Regions from separate parts of the Homo sapiens genome. Here region 2 is linked to region 1. A link is a loop called in an ENCODE intact Hi-C map of the cell type or tissue named here. Cell type or tissue: endothelial cell of umbilical vein. All regions are shown on one strand. Links, peaks and the distances in the headings refer to the core of each region. The heading gives the core; the rest is flanking DNA.

Region 1 (8,348 bases), core at 162-8,161:
AATAAAATATTTTTGTAGGTGAATAATGGTGGCAGCTAGAAGCATTTGCCTGGTGGTTTACACTTAGGAAGTACTTGAACTATCTTGAATTATCTCTGAATGCTAAAAATGTGTGATTCCAAATTCCTTTCCCTCTGGCCTCACATTTGTTGGCTTCAAAGAACTATTGTCTTAGTGGAAGCTATGGCTCTATTCCAGTTGAAAAAATAAATAAATATTGAGCGAGCCAGAAATCCAGGTAACAAGCAGAGGTGACAAGAGCAGAGGGAATAAGGGTTTGGCTGACTGTCCTCATGTACCTGACTGCTTCATTAAAACATATTTTCAGTATCTCCTCCTAAAACAATTATGGGCTGTTGCACAGGCACAGTCATCATATCAGGGCTGATTAACACAAAACATGATGGAATTTATTATAATGTGAAAGGAATTTCGTGTCTTTGGGGCTTACTTTCCTCATTTGTAAAACTGGTCTCTGATTTCGGAGGCCTTTTCCAGTGATATTATTTTATAATTTAATGAACACTTTAACACATTTTTTTGCAGAGTAATTTTGTTAGTATTGTCTCGCATTCTCAACTTTAAAAACAGAAACAATACAGCATTTTTTGGTCACTAGATTTCACCTCTTCTCACAGTCGAGGTAGTTTGACAAAGTGTAGTGTTTCAGTGGACTGAGAAATCAAAAGACCTGAACTAGATTTTTGGCTCTGACACTAACTGGATGACATTGAACACTCAACCTTGTGGGCACTGGCTTTCCTTATTTATAACATGAATGGTTTCACTGTATGATCTAATTCAATTCAACAAACAGTTATTAATTGCTTCCTGAGTTTAAGACCTTTGAATAGGACATAAGGGTGAAGTTGGGGAAAATACAAATTAAAAGCATGGAGAAAGAAACTGTTAATGAAATATGCGGCCAGTGAGAGAAAAGGACAGAGTTAAGCATTACAATAGAAAAAAACCAAAGTTCTAGGAGCACAAAGGAGGCAATGAATACATTTCGAAGTTTTCAAGTATTATGAAAGATAATGTTAACCTATAATGGAAGAGCCCTTCAGGGAAAGATGTATTTGGCCTGCATTTTGGACACCGTAGCTAGCGGATATAGTTCATTGCAGCAGCTACTTAGAGCCACAATCTACTATGGTGATTAGGCATGTCCATCTCTCGCTGCTAATTTCACTCCTCTGCAGGGTGTAAGAGAAATGAAAACGTGGGAAGATAGAGTTTTTCCAGTTCAGGGATTGACCTTTAAAGGAATCAGGGCAGAGAGAGGGTTATGTCAGTAGAGTAAATGAGTGTAAATATCCCTGACATAAGATTGAACTAATTAAGTTTAAATGGGAGGGAGCCTGATCTAAATTAGAGAAAAATATTATCTAAATTATAGGATCTTTCTTTCAAAAAATGCAATGTAATTATATTATTTTCAAGTATATGTGGTAAGTTGAACTAATTGCTAGAAAAACATTTCTAAGTTTAAGTGCTATTGGAATCTTCTTTTAATGAATAGATAAATTTGGATTCATGCGGACTATCCTTTGGAATGCATATAATTTATGTGTTAATATGTTTGAAACAAAATGGCTAATCAAGCTCTTTAAATTTTGTTCATGCTGCTAATTTGTTTAGTGACCCCCTTTATATAAATAGTTCAGAGGTAAACTCAAGTCCAATATGGTTCTAATTTTCAAAAGTTCGTTACGAATTAGTGGAGTCTGAATGAATGCTGTCTCACTCAGGTTCTTATGTGCTAGAAATGGTGCAACTTGTTGACAATCAGATCTGGCACTGTTATCCCTAAAAAGCTGTCGATAAAATCAAATCATAAAGGGAGACCAGCTAACTGCTTCAGGCTGTCATATACCATGTCATAGTAAGGGACATGACTGATGAGGTTCTGGAGGCTCTTTTTGGACACAAATATATTGATAGCAGTTGGAAGATGGAAGTAAAACAAAGTGGTCAGGAGAGTTCCTCACAGTGTCTGTTCAAGCTTAGCTATTGTTCAGGTAGGAAGAAGGTCAGATCCAGGCAAGAATTAAGGAGAAGCCGAGATGACAAAAGTTTAAAAGAAATCCTGAAAGAGGAAGCAGTCTGGATGCAGGAGCAGGCAGAAGCAAGGAGATACCGGGTGGTTTTCTTGAAGAGCATTCAAAACATGGGAAACGCCATGTGAAATTCTGGGGTCAGCTTTTTGAGCTAATCACACTGGTATTCATAATGGCAGGAACTGTTGTGAGCTGATCTTTGACTCTGCCTCCCAGAGTCACATGGTCTAAAATACCCAAATCTCCAGTATGTAGGTCCAGAAATGTAATCTTATCCGCTCATTCTTAGATAATATTTGGGGAAAATTAACTCACTCTACTGAAACTCACAGGAGAGAAATATATGAATCCAAGTATCTGTGTATTAATTAATAAAAAGAGAGCTAATTGGTATAACAAAGCACAGTGGCCATTTTGGAAGCCTAGTAAATGCTAAGATGGCATAAAAGAAGATTGATATTCCCGAGAAATGTTTTATTGAGTTGTGGGTAACTATATGTACTGATCTTTCATATTTTGGGTACATTATGCCTTGCCATGGGGGGTTTCATGAATCTGTAGAGAAATGAAAAAAATAAGGGCAATACAGTGGACTTACCATAAAACTAAATGTATTTAATTTAGAAGAATGTGCTTTATTTTTGATTATGTCATTGTTATTACTGATGTCAAAATGTTGATTTTAAGACATTATAGTACAATTTTTTTTAAATTACTTTTAACTTTACAGAATAAGAATACTGGCGACCCTATCAGGTCCCAATTTTTCCTTTTTTGGAGTGTGATTTGATTTATGGTTTCATGAAATCCCAAAGTCTGAGAACCCCTGGCTTAGAAAACTTCAATAAGATTTGTCTACCAATGGTTTTCATTTATTCATCCACAGAGTGAAATGCATTATCATATCAAAAAGTACATGCACACTCAGACATACATGAATATGTAAATATTTATAATAGAAACAGAAGTTTCACAAAACAATACTTAATCTTACCTCATTCAGTGTACTCTGATCTATTTCATTTTACTTGTTAAAAATGTCAGTTGCTATCCAATAATTTGATTTCATGACCTACTAATGAGTCACAACCCACAATTTGAAAAACACTGTTGTAGACCCAGAGTCCTCTCTTCCCAGGACGTAGCTGAATAAACACTGACAGGTGTTTCCTTTTTGGATCTCCTTTTCTAGATTCCACACAGACCATATCCCTTCTGGTGCACATTTGTTGCCCTGGATAGGTTACAATACAATTGATTAAATACAAACTTTCTATATGTTAGCTGTAATTCCGCCCTTAGGATACACCCTTGTCACCTTATTTAGTTTGAGAAATATTCTCTACTTTGTTTGGATTTAGAAGTCACTTTGGTCTTATTTTTACAAAACAAGGAAGTCCCCTGGTCTTATTAGCCCCACTTTTACAAAATACTTATTACAATAGGTTATAATGTAGACAAGCAATTTGCACTCATTTTAATTAATTTTTTTTAGCCTCAATTGCAGAGCATAACATTTTAGTTACTAATCAAATTTGAGATTTGGGTAGGGACGGGAGAGAACATCTTACTCCAGCCCTGGCCACTGGCCAAGCAATGGAAGATAACTAGACAGTCCAGAGGAAAAGAAAAAAGGCAACTAAAATGAATTACATTAATGATGACGTTAAAATGTCCAAATGTACGTTACATAGTTTAGCTATGTAAACTTGACACCAGAGTAATGAGGAACAGAATATATGCTATGTATGTTTTGGAGTAAGTATTATTTTATTTTGGATCATAGGTTTGATACCAGTGCAGCAGTGTCATGTGCTGGTTGAGTGTGGGCTGTGGTGCCAGACTGTCTGGGAAAAGGTCCATGTATTGAGGCCCCATTTTAGGATAAAGGGACTAAGCCTTACAAGGGTTAAGTGACCTTGTGCAAGTCTCTTAACCTCTCTGAGATTTAGCTATAAAATGAGTTATAAAATGAGAAACATTAAGAGTACCTACTTCATGGGGTTGGTCTGAGGGTTAAATTAGTTCTACATGTAATGTGCTTGGTCTAATGCCTTTCGTGTGGTTAAAAACTCAGTGCATTTTAGTCGTCATTGCAATCATCTTACAGCTAGTGGTTCACAGGCTGGGATTTAGAGTCAGTTACCTAGATTCGAGTTCCAGCTTATTATTCTAGTTGTATAATATTGAGAAAATTACTTAATCTTTTGAAGCCTCACTTTTCTTATTAAATAAAACTGTGCTAATAATAATACCTATTGTGGTGTTAATGTTTTGTGGATTTGATGACACCACAGAGTGCCTATTACATACAGCTCAATAAATACTAGTCAGCTAGCCAAAATTACCTATGCTACCTCATTTTGCATGTATTCACTTCATATAGTCTTTCTGCTGTATATTTCATCATTCAGATCTTGACTTATACATCAGAGGTCTTGGATAGAGTACAATTTAATTGCTGTTTATCTTTATGTCCTCCTAACAGGAGACAACATTCTACCCTAAAAGAATCAAACAAACATGAAACTTTAAATAAAGTTGCAGCATTCATTTCAATTCAATAACTGTCTTTTTGAATTTCCATTATGTGCTAAGTGTGAGTCCTATAAGACACATTTCCACCTGGCAAAGGTTGAAGAAAAGCCAAATTTAAAAGGCTACTATAATTAGAACTTTCGCTAACGGCAGTTAAACCGATTAATGTCCAATGGGACCCACTCTACTGAAACATATTTTTTAGGCAGTTATACATTTATATTAAATTAAACATTCAGTGAATAAATGAGCTTATGTATCAGTGTCTCCATGTGGTTCTTGGAGTTAATTTTGTAATGATATAGCCAGTGCCGCTGAGGGCATCTCCCTTGCTGTTTTCTCTGCCTGGAGTTCTTCCTATTCATTCTCATATGGCTGGCTTTTTTCCCTCTCATTATTCAGCTAGTCTTCCCTGACCATCCTACCTTATAGGGGTGCCATCCTCAGTCTTTCTCTCCCTGAGCACCCTGTTGCATACTCTTCACATACCACTGTGTAATTGAAATAATACTGTTTGTGAGCTGCTCTTTGCCTGTGTCACTCACTAGATCTAAAGCTCCAGGAAGGCAGGGACTTTGTCTATATTTTTCATGGTTTGTATTATGTTTCTATTATTTGTAACAAATTACCATAAACTTAGCAGTTTAAAACAACGCACAGTTATTGTCTCACAGTTTCTGTGAGTCAGGAGTCCAGGGTTAGATTTGCTGGGTTTCACTAGGGTTAGCTCAAAATTTCACCAGGCAGATATCAAGGTATTGGCTAGGCTGCAGTCTCATCTAAGACTTGGAGTCCTCTTTTGAGGTCATTCAGGATGTTGGCACATTTCAACTTCTTGTGGCTGTAGAACTAACATCCTTTTTTTCTTGCTGGCTGTAAACCAGGGTGAGGGGGAGTGCTCTCAGTTCCTGGAGACTACCCAAGGGTCTAGACATGAGACATTCTTACAACATGGCAGTTTATTTCTTCAAGGCCAGCAGGAGAGTCTCCTATCTCTAGACCCTCTTTTAGGGGTTTGCCTAATTAGGCCAAACACACCCAGGATAATCTCCTTGTCATTAACTCAGAGTCAACTGATTAGAGACCTTAATTACATCTGCAAAATATCTTCACCTTTGCTACTTAATGTAACGTAATCAGAGGAGTGATATCTCATCATATTCACAGGTGTCACCATACTCGAGGGGTGAGGATTATACAGGGCAGGTAGACCAGCGGTGGGGATCCTGGAGGCCACCTTATAATTCTGCCTACCCACTGTTGTAGCCCATTTAAATGACAGTAGGTATTTAAACACATATTTGTGCATGAATGAGTGAATGAATGAGTAAATGTCAATTAAATAAATAAGAACGGAGGAATCAGTGAGAAATGTAAATAAACTGTTGGTTGTGTTCAGATATATGTTTAGCATCCTATATTGAGTTCAAAACAATCTTGTGATTGGATTGTCCACTTAATTCACTTTTCTTACTGAGGGACTTGTGACTATTACACCGTGTAAAGAGGAATCAAGTAGTATTTTTTGTATTATATTAGCAAAGTTTCTGTAGTATAGTCTTGATTAATATTTCTAACCAAAGGTCTTATGCAGATGAAGTTGTTAAACCTGAGGATACTAGAATGGCTTGCACATGAAAGCCCGGTTTATCATTAGCAAATCAGGATTAATTGATATTAGAACTTGGACTTCTGCTGTCTGTCATTGGAAATTTAATATTCCACTGTTTCCTCAAAACCAGAGAGAAGGAAGGCATTTTAATTTCTAGGAGAAATAATACAAAATTAGGTTCAGAAAAATGTTTTCCTGACTGTAGCTAAGATACTACTTTGTGGAATGACCCTGTAAAGGAAATGTAGGCACTCCTATTATTTGAGATATAGGAAACTACAGGGATGGGGCAGGCATAGGATAGTGTATTAGGCTACTCTAGCTGCCATAACAAAATACTACATGCTGGGTGGCTTAAAAACAGATATTTATTTTCTCACAGTTCTGGAGGCTAGAAGTCCATGATCAAGGTGCCAGCAAATCCTGTTTCCAGGGAAGGTCTCTTCCTGACTTTTAGATGGCCTCCTTCTCACTCTGTCCTCTTGCAGCCTTTCCTTGGTGCACACACAGGGAGAAAGCTATGCTCTTTCTTCCTTTTCTCATAAGGACATCAATCCTCTTAGAATAGGACTCCACTTAAGGTTAAATGATTAGGACCTTGTTCAGCCTTATTATCCTTGTAGGCCCAATCTCCAAATACAGTCACCTTGGGGGTTAAGGCTTCAACATGTGAAGTTAGAGAGGACATAGTTCAGTCCACAATAGATAGCTTAGAGAGCTATGAGGAACAAAGGAATCTTTGAAAGGGAGCAGGTTCAGTAGGGGGAGTAGGATTTCAGGCTTTCGCATTGGATCACTTGCATTTGAATTCCAGCTTCATCTCTTGCTTGCATTAGGGGCAAATCCAATTCTTATGGGGCCTAGGACTTAGACAATTTTAGAAACCCTCTTTAAGATAGAGAATATAAAGTTAGGTACAGAGTCTTGGAAGGGGGCTTATGCAAATAAGGGCCTCAGAAGCTTAAACTTTATTAATTTCTCAGTAAGTTCACCTCTGTTTGCCATTGAGCTAAGGAAATTACTATATCTGAGCCTGTTTTCTCAATGATACAATGGAGACAATTATTTTAAATCACAGGGATGTTGAAAGGATTAAATGATCACTACCAAGCTCTCCCACCTGTCTATTATTATTGCTACCTTTATTATTATTGTCACCATCATTATTATTCAGCCCTTTCATTTTACAGATGATAAAACAGGCAAAAAACTATTATATGACTTGCCTTACATCATACAACCAGTGAGCTGGGAGGTTGGGCCAGAGTCACCCCTCCTGCCTCCTGGTCTACACTCTTTCCATGGCTCCACAGAGACAGCTTTTTGTACCCCTTTCCCGGTGTTCACATCCCTGAAGAGGATGTTGGAATAGTATCATAATCTTCACCTATAATATTTACTCTATAGCTACTAAAAAATGAAAGAGGTCTAAAAAGCAGAGTTAATTTGGTTGAATTTAAGCTTCTTTTTTATTTTTATATACATTGAATGGGGATAAGGTCAATGAAATATAAAGCCATAATCATTAAATACACATTCTCATCATTTGTGGAAATTTCCAATTGGAAAGCTTAGCTTCCATCTTCATTTGGAGGAAATGATGACTTGGAAACAAAGATGTTTCTATGTTATCTCATTGCGAGTGATTCCCAAGGTCCCATTTGTGAATTCTGTTAGGGACATTAGAAGACTTTCCTGGGAAAGGTCTGAGGAGTCAGTCCCAGGGGCTCTAGTCGGCCCCTTGGAAATATGCACCAGATGACAGAACTTGGCTCTTCGTTTCTCTCGTGGCTCCAAGTACATGAAAATTTTTTCATGTTATCTTGGCTCTGGGAAAACCTGTGTCTCAGAGCTGGTTTTTAACACTTTTAAAGTACAGTTAATGTTGATTCCAATGTACCTAAACATTTTTTTCCCTATGACCCACCACATATATTTTGGCTTGCTCATCAGGGCTTGGCAATCCAAATATGACTGGTGTTAGACCCAAAGATGCTAGTCCTTGAAATTAGTACAGTGGAGAATAAATAATATTTGACTCAGGCTTTAAATCTTTGGTCTGAGTCTGAAGGGAAAAAATACAACCCTGTAATAAACATTTTTCTAATTTCTTTCATTTTCAAATATGGCACCACTAT
Region 2 (8,348 bases), core at 169-8,168, 68 kb after region 1:
AATCTTGCCCCTGCTCACTCTTTGGGTCCACACTGCCTTTATGAGCTGTAACGCCACGAAGGTCTGCAGCTTCACGAACCCATCGGGAGGAACGAACAATTCCAGACGCGCTGCCTTAAGAGCTGTAACACTCACCGCGAAGGTCCGCAGCTTCGCTCCTGAGCCAGCGAGACCACGAACCCACCAGAAGGAAGAAACTCCGAACACATCCCAACATCAGAAGAAACAAACTCCAAACACATCCGAACATCAGAAGGAACAAACTCCAGACGCGCCACCTTAAGAGCTGTAACACCGCGAGGGTCCGCGGCTTTATTCTTGAAGTCAGTGAGACCAAGAACCCACCAGTTCCGGACACAATACTTTTCACACTGCATGATGAAGAAATTTAGCTTTATTGTTAGGTAAGTACATGTGCTTCCCTTCAACCCAGTATTGGACTACATTGGTCAATCTGGGCTTCATACCAACATGTTTGTTGAACCAACTCACTTCCGTGTGTATTATTGCATTTATAATTATCTGTGCCTTTTGTTTCTCTCTACTGAGTGTCATCTGTGACTTTCAGGTGTTGATCATTATGCTTTGGAATGGAACAAAGAGAAAAGATGAGACTCAAGAAAGTCATTGTTTCTCTTAGTAATGAGAAGGAAAAAGTGAAGTGAAACTTAACAGCGAATGTGAGAGTTTTTGATTGCCTGTGGGCTTTCATTTTTTCTTTCCATCTGGACCTACTAATTGAGATAATAGGTCAGGGAGACCTGGGTCTGTATTGGTAGGTATGATTGGATGGGCCCCAAGGAACTTCACTTTATTTTAGAATTAGGAGCTCATAGATGAGGTAACTTGATTTGACCTTTGCCTTCATTCTCTTTATCTTGAGGTGACCCCAGTAGAGTCTGCCTTTAGCGGTCTCCTTGGGTCTTTGATAAACAAAGCAGTTAGGGCTGAATGAGCTGTGAAATGAATAAGGGAATATTGATGCCCCACTATTTAATTGCCTCCTAAATCCATGGTAAATTTTTCAGTGATTTTAAACTCTGTAAGAATAGCAGACTCATTGATTTCTGTAATTCATTTATTTAGGGATTTCTATTATCAACTGAATTTGATTGATGGCTTTATGACAAATAGCTGTGTGCTCAGCATATACCAGCATTCTGTAAGCTCACTCAGCCATAAACAATTTGTGAATAATTCTTGGGTCCTTTTGCTGAGTCTGTACTTTGCTATTTAGGGAACAACTGATTGAGATTCCTTAGGTGAATGAGGTAAAGTGAAATTCCCACCTAGTTTGCTTGGATATATATATGTAGTGTGTGTGTGTGTGTGTGTGTGTATTTGTATGTGGACCCTGAGAATTCTCAAAGTCCTCTTTGAGATTCTGAGGCATTTTACTCTCAAACGTCAAGCCCCGTCTCATGATTCAGAATACATCAGAATCACTTGGACACGGAAATAGTGGTATCCTATGTGTGCTGTGATAATTGAGCCCTTCTCTAACTCTGTCTACCCAGACATAAGATATAGTAGGTAGTGATGTTATATGTTCATCAAAAATTAAAATGGATCCCCATACATCTTTTTAGTCTGTTCTTCTTGTTAAAGATTTTGATTCGCAACTTCCTCATGGATAGAAAACAAGTGTAATTTCTATTTTAGAGAAAATCAGATTTTATAAGACACCAGACTTGAAAACTTCTTTGCCAGTGAGATATTTTTGACTATAAATATTGCTTCCAGATTAATGGAAAATTGTGGCATGTATTTTAAAATCCTCTTCGTGATTTTCCTGATTATAAATCAATTTATCTATATTAGAAAAATTGAAAAATAAAAAATGTAAAGAAGGAAATAAAATTACCAATAAAACTACTAACCAGAATCACCACTATTACATTTCTAGTTATAATAGTCATTTTAACTAAATAATTTTCTTCTTAGAACAGTACACAGGCAAAGGTTATTATTTAGCAAAGGTTAATACTGGTCATAATGATGAGGCTTTTGTATTTTTGCTATTTACCTAAGATGGGCAAGCGAGTGTAGAGATTGAGTCAGAAGCTGGGTCAGGGACACTGTACCAAGTTGGACAAGTGTGTGGCTGAACGGAGCACCAGGCTCCCTTTACCTATTGTGGATGAGACATAAAACTTTTACTACAATCTGCAGAGAAAGACAACTGGGACAAATTAAAGTTTGACTTTAATCTCACATTTGGTTTTATAACTTATAAATTCACTAATAAAAGTTTCAGCTGTCTAAAATAAAATGAACCTGCAAAGAAGCAATACTGAGAGAGATTAGAAAATTATGCTGTCTTTCCAGATATATCGCATGAAAATATTTCTCTTGGAGTATGACGATTAGATGATATTTTTCGTATAGATTATGATAATTGGAAAATACTGTGATAATTTTAAAGCTAGGTAAAATAAGCAGATATTTTGAAGGCCAACATTCCTGTTGTCATCTAATGTTTATTTACACTAGCTTCCCTGAGTATAAAATAACTGTTCTTGGTTATTTGATGAAATGAGTTACCTATTTCACACTTAATTTCTTGGGATTTAGAAGTCAGTGCTGTGATGGCCAGGTGTGGGTAGTTCACGCCTGTAATCCCAGCACTTTGTGGGGCCGAGACAGGCAAATCACCTGAGTCAGGAGTTTGTGACTAGCCTGGCCAACGTGGTGAAACCCTGCCTCTACCAAAAATCCAAAAATTAGCCGGGCATGGTGGCACACGCCTGTAATCCCAGCTACTTGAGAGACTGAGTGAGGCAGGAGAATCACTTGAACGGAGGAGGGGGAGGTTGCAGTGAGCTGAGATCGCACCACTGTACTCCAGCCTGGGCAACTGAGCAAGACTCAACTTTAAAAAAAAAAAAAAAAAAGAAGTCAATACTGTGAATAACACATTAAAATAATAATATCTTATTGAAATATCATCTTTTAGGATGAGTAAAGGATTTAGCCAACTAATGTTCATAAAATTATTGCTAATTGTTCTTAGGGAAAAACTAAAGAAAATAATTTATTAATGCTAATTTTCTAGTCAATGATGAGTTAAACTCTTTGTATACAAATAATATAACAAAACAAATATTTGGAACTTTTAATGGACACTTTTTGTTACATGAGTTGTAGTTGATTGTCTCTTCATAGTAAAGTTATGGTTTGTGATACTGAACTATGCAACTAAAAGTTTGGTGTCATAGTTAATGTTCAATTATAGTGAAGGAGAAAAGTGACACCAATATATCAAAGATGAAGCTAATCCAATACGTGTACACTAGAGTTGTCCATGTAGCTTACTATTCCAACTCTGAGGGGTACCAAGAAATATTGTAGTATTTTTGATCTTATTAGTTTCTTCTCTACAAAAAAGTGGATTTGTTATTCTAAGTATCTACCAGTGATCTTTAATAACTTGGACATAAATGTATGGAAACTTTACTTTCCATGCCTTTGTACTTTTAGTTGCAACACTTTCTTGGGGGTAACATCTTTTTAAAGTTTACTCACACCGTATAGTGTTTTATTAATTTAGTTTGAGAACTAAAGAGGTAACATTTCAAGAAGTCCTTAGTTCTAGGAACTGGTAAATGAAGCCACATTCAGTCATTTTGTATGCTTTTTTTACTCAATAAATATTGATCTTAATATATCACCTAAGCTTTGTGTTTCTCAGCTTAGAAGTTTTAATTGTTTGAGTCTATCTTGATACAGAGTCTAGTCAACCTCTCTAATGATTCTACATGCTGCTCTCTATACTTCATTCAGTTTAGTTGTACTGTCATTGAGATGTGAATTCATCCAGGAAAAGCAGATACTTTGCTGCCTCAGACATATCTAATTTTAAAAATGTTTTATTTCCAAAACCCTTTCCTAGGGGTGCCCAGCATTGTGTTTCTCCTTAACTACAGAAGCAAAGTAAGCTGATTTTAGGAAAAATTGTTTCTAGTTCTTTCTAAACATTGGTTTAGACTTTTAGTAATTGATAAGATCTCATATCTTACACATATATGTCTATATCACTGTTCTCTAAGGTTAATCCTTTAACAATGGCACATGTTAAAGATCATACACCAGTTTTCTTTCTACTTAGGCAGTGTTGGAAGTGTTGATGTTGTAGTTGTTTGTATTTTATTTTCCCTGTAAGCTCAGACAGTTCACTACTGAAGTGAGTTTCATATCACCTACAAACTTGAAACCCACTGTGTGTGTGTGTGTGTGTGTGTGTGTAAAATGTTGGTGTGAAACTTTGTCAAAATGTTTCGAAAGTCTAAATAAATAGCACTCAGTGGTTTCCCTTTGGACATATGCTTATTTCTATATTCCCTTCTTGATTAATTTTTAGCTTTATTATGGAGGTTTTCAAACACACAAAAGTGGAGAGAAAAGGTTATAAACTACTGTGTACCCATCTTAGCAACATGTTGCTTTCTTTTTTGTTGTTGTTATATCTATCCTTTTCCCTCAGTTCTTTTTTCTAGGAATATTTTAAGGTGAATCCTGAATACCATATAATTTCATCCATACATACATCTATCTGATAACAGAAAAGTACTCTTTAAGAAATTCAACAGAATTTCCATAACTTCTTAGTATCTGGTCCAAGTCATCTAAATTGTCTCTCAAAGGTTATTAGCCAAGACTCCTCAATATATAAACCGTAACTCTCATGGATATTGCATCTGTAACTTTTATGGAGATGCCATTATCATATCAAGATTAGAAATCAGATTGAGAGCCTTTTGTTTCCAGAATCTCCTCTGGAGTCCTTCTTATGGGTGTGAGTCACACTGGCAAGCTGCCATTCTTCTCACATAGTAGTGGTTATTAACAACAGGTCACACATTTTGGCCACCGGTTCCATATTTTACCCTTGAGTTCCTTTAGCAGTCTTGGGTGAATGCCATCTGGGCCTGGTGATTTATTTACATTTCGTTTGCCACTTGGGTCTGGGAAAGTCCTGTTTTCCACTGTTTGTTCCAATTCCTCTGACCTGACGGCTTTAAAGCAAGATGCAAGTGAGACTCTTTTCTAAAGTCTTCTTCAGTAAAGACTGAAGCAAACAATTCATCGATCCTTCCTGCTATCACCTTTTCATCCCTGAATGGCCTTTGCATTTTCTAGCTGGCTTCCTGACTTTGTTATACTTAAAGGGGTTTGCATTTTTGCTTTGGACTCCCCTGTGAGGTGCTCTATTGATTTCTTCATGGACCATTTGTTTTTAGTTTGCTTCTGACCTGCTCTACATTCCTTTTCTTTGAGAGTAGCAAGTTTTACATTTAAAAATATTTGTATGGCCTTTTCGTGTTACCAACTTGGCATTTGAGGCTCTTGTTGAAGAGCTCTCTGTTCTGATTGTAGCTCACATTTCTCCTGGTCTCCCAATGAGGTGTTTTAATGTGGTCTCTATGGGGTACTTGTTTATTTTGAAAACGTTTCCTACCCATATGTGTACTTTTCTCTTCCTTTCCCTTTCACGAATTGCAAAATCACAAGATGGAAATGGAACTTGAGGCTTTCCCTGTCCCACTTGAATGTCTGGCTCATAAGTGTAATTGCTGTTAATGAGTGGTTCTCCCACAAGCTACTTCTGGCTTTATTTCACAATCCACTCCTGAGAATCATAGGATCCATGTCTAGTTTTGGGAGGTGCTATCCAACTTCCTTCTGTAGCCACAGACCAGCCTTGTGGGCAGTTGTTAAGGCTAGCGTTTCCATACTTGCATTTAACTGACTGGACAAGGGGGAGAAGTGAGTGGTAACTTGTTCAAAATTTAGGAAGAGCCAACTCGAGATTCATCATTTTATCATTTGGTTTATTACTTACAACATGGATAATATGCCACAGATAATTAAGGTTTGATCTTACATGTTGGTTAGATGATATAGAGCATCAGAGTCTAAGAGAAATGTATTGTGCATTACATGCCCAACTTAAAATTTTCTGGTTACCATATTCTGAAAAGTAAAAAGCAACAGGTGAAATTTTCAATGATATATTTTATTTAACCCCAGTAGTTAAAATGTAATGATCTTAACATGTAATCAATATATACATTATTAATACGATTTTTATATGTTTTATACTAAATCTTTGAAATCCAGTGTGTACTTTCTATTTACAGCACATTTCAATTAGAACCAGCCATATGTCAAGTACTTAGTAGCCACATTTGAAAGTGTCTATCATATTGGACAGTGTAGCCTTTGAGAGGGTTATATAGGGTCCTCCTCAGAAAACAGTCTTTTATTCATGAATTCTACAGAAATCATTCAGAATTCACACACACACACACACACACACACCCACACACCATTTTACTTACATCTGTGATAGCCCATCAGAGTAACAAACTCTGAAGGAGGCATTTTACCTGACAAGAACAAAGTTGATGAATATATTTAACTGTATTACTCTAATGTACTTGGTATATCTCCTCTAATTAAAATAAGATTATCTTACAACTTATGAAATGAAGATCTGGCATAATAGACTTAGAATATGATGAAAATGTTTTCATTAACTGCAAAGATACCCTGCAAGGCACGGCATTTTATCTCAAGTCCCCGATAACATTAATATACCCTTTTAATCTCTGAAGCATTTAAGACTTAATAGGAACTCCTTAAAGAATGACAGAATTGTAAGACTTTACAAGGTTGCTTTAATTGGAAAGTCCTTACAGCCCTCCATGATTTTGAACAAGTATAAAATAAAATTCTTCATTGGTGGAATGTACGAGTATAGTCTTGTTTACTCTGCGCAAAACTCAAAAGCCAGACGTGGGGGTGGGTGTAAAAGAAAGGAAAGTAGGGGTTAATGGTGTTTTCCGGTGATTGTCCTTAGCTTCAGTTATAGCATGTGACTTGGCTGCTCTTCCTGCTAGGGGCTGTGTGTACATAAGTTGGGAACTCAGTGCATGTGGTTTGGGAATTTTATCATCACTCTACAAAGCAATTTTTGAGAAAACTGCAGTTACTAGATCTCTACCTTCTTTCACATCATTTTTTTGCATGTGTGTATTTATTTGTTGCTTTTCTCTAATAGATGAGCTATGTACACAGATAGTAAATATTATTTTGTTATCTGCATTACTGCAGATCCCATTTGCCATTCAAATTACAGAATGCAATATTGGGGATTCCATTGAGTGCTTTATCCCATTACCCACACTTGATGTTGAATAGATAGATATAGCAATATTCTACTGAGGATTGGGACAACTGGAGTTTATTTCTCCCCTTTCCAATTGGTAATACCGGCCAGGCACAGTGGCTCCTGCCTGTAATCCCAGCACTTGGGAGGCTGAGGTAGGCGGATCACTTGAGGCCAGGAGTTCGAGAACAGCCAGGCAGAGGTTGCAGTGAGTTGAGATCAGGCCACTGCACTCCAGCCTGGGTGATGGAGTGCAATTCTCTCTCAGGAAAAAAAAATACCCACTTTGGGTGACTCAATATTTATTTTGTTTTGTCTTACTTTTATAGCTATTCTAATGGAACAGCTTAGAGCTCATTAGGGAAAAGTTGCTACATTAATCTGAGAGACCAATATGGTAATACCTCGTTACACTAGTGAGAAAATGATATTCTTTGGAATTGTCTCAAGTACGTGTTCCCTTTTGACATGATAACACTATTAGCCTGTAATGTTTTGTCCTGTAACTTTTGGTCTACACAAAACTTTTAGTGAACAATCTATATGCCCTTCTGACCCTCCACTCTGCTAGATCCAATATGACTTTTCAAAGGAAATAAACAAGAGTCCTGAGATAAAGACGCTAACATCTGCTTGCATTAAATGAGATAGGAGGGAGGAGGAGGAAAGTTGAATAAAGCATATTGGAAGAGCTCCTTACATAGTGGGCCTCCAGCTTTAGTGGATGAACATAGAAGCAACTGTGGGAGTTCAGCCCCACCCTTGGAGAGTTTCATTCAGTATACTTGATCAAATGAATCTGAAATTTAACTCATGCTCTGGATGGTTATGAAGTCAGTGATATGGACACTTCAGTTGGGAAACATTGCCAGGATCAGCAGAAAGACCACAAGATCCCTTTATTTTATACCGATTCCTGGGCTCTAGCAGCTGACCAGTGTAGAGGGTTTTATTTCTTTGTCTTGCTTCAATTCTCTTAGACTTTGACTTACTGACTATATAGCTTCTCATCCATTTTGTGGAGTCTCTGGTGGAACAAGCATTCATACTTCTAATGGCCTATTTACTTGGTGTGAAGCCCTTGGCTTTTTTTTTTTTTTTTTTGACAGTCTTGCTCTGTCTCCCAGGCTAGAGTGCAGTGGCACGATCTCGGCTCACTGCAACCTCCACCTCCTGG

What was found. A loop is a pair of places that touch in the nucleus more often than their neighbours do. Peaks named below come from ENCODE experiments on the same cell type or tissue, not always from the same donor. Only the 100,000 strongest peaks of a DNase experiment are listed, where the experiment ranks them.
Region 2: it touches region 1 in a loop (6-fold over the local background); 4 of 110 quality-filtered maps call a loop at or near these places.

The regions. Positions count from the first base shown.
Region 1 is chr2:191,854,432-191,862,779 of GRCh38, forward strand. The region is part of intron 1 of CAVIN2-AS1 (CAVIN2 and TMEFF2 antisense RNA 1); the gene reads left to right. Among named protein-coding and RNA genes, the nearest start is that of CAVIN2, 12 kb to the left of the region's middle. In endothelial cell of umbilical vein, for the core only: no CTCF peak of the experiment used is centred there; DNase peaks (open chromatin) are centred at 720, 2,230 and 3,200; H3K27ac peaks cover 3,832 bases.
Region 2 is chr2:191,922,641-191,930,988 of GRCh38, forward strand. All of the region lies in intron 1 of CAVIN2-AS1 (CAVIN2 and TMEFF2 antisense RNA 1), which reads left to right. Among named protein-coding and RNA genes, the nearest start is that of CAVIN2, 80 kb to the left of the region's middle. In endothelial cell of umbilical vein, for the core only: no CTCF peak of the experiment used is centred there; DNase peaks (open chromatin) are centred at 4,951, 5,571, 6,851 and 7,631; H3K27ac peaks cover 3,853 bases.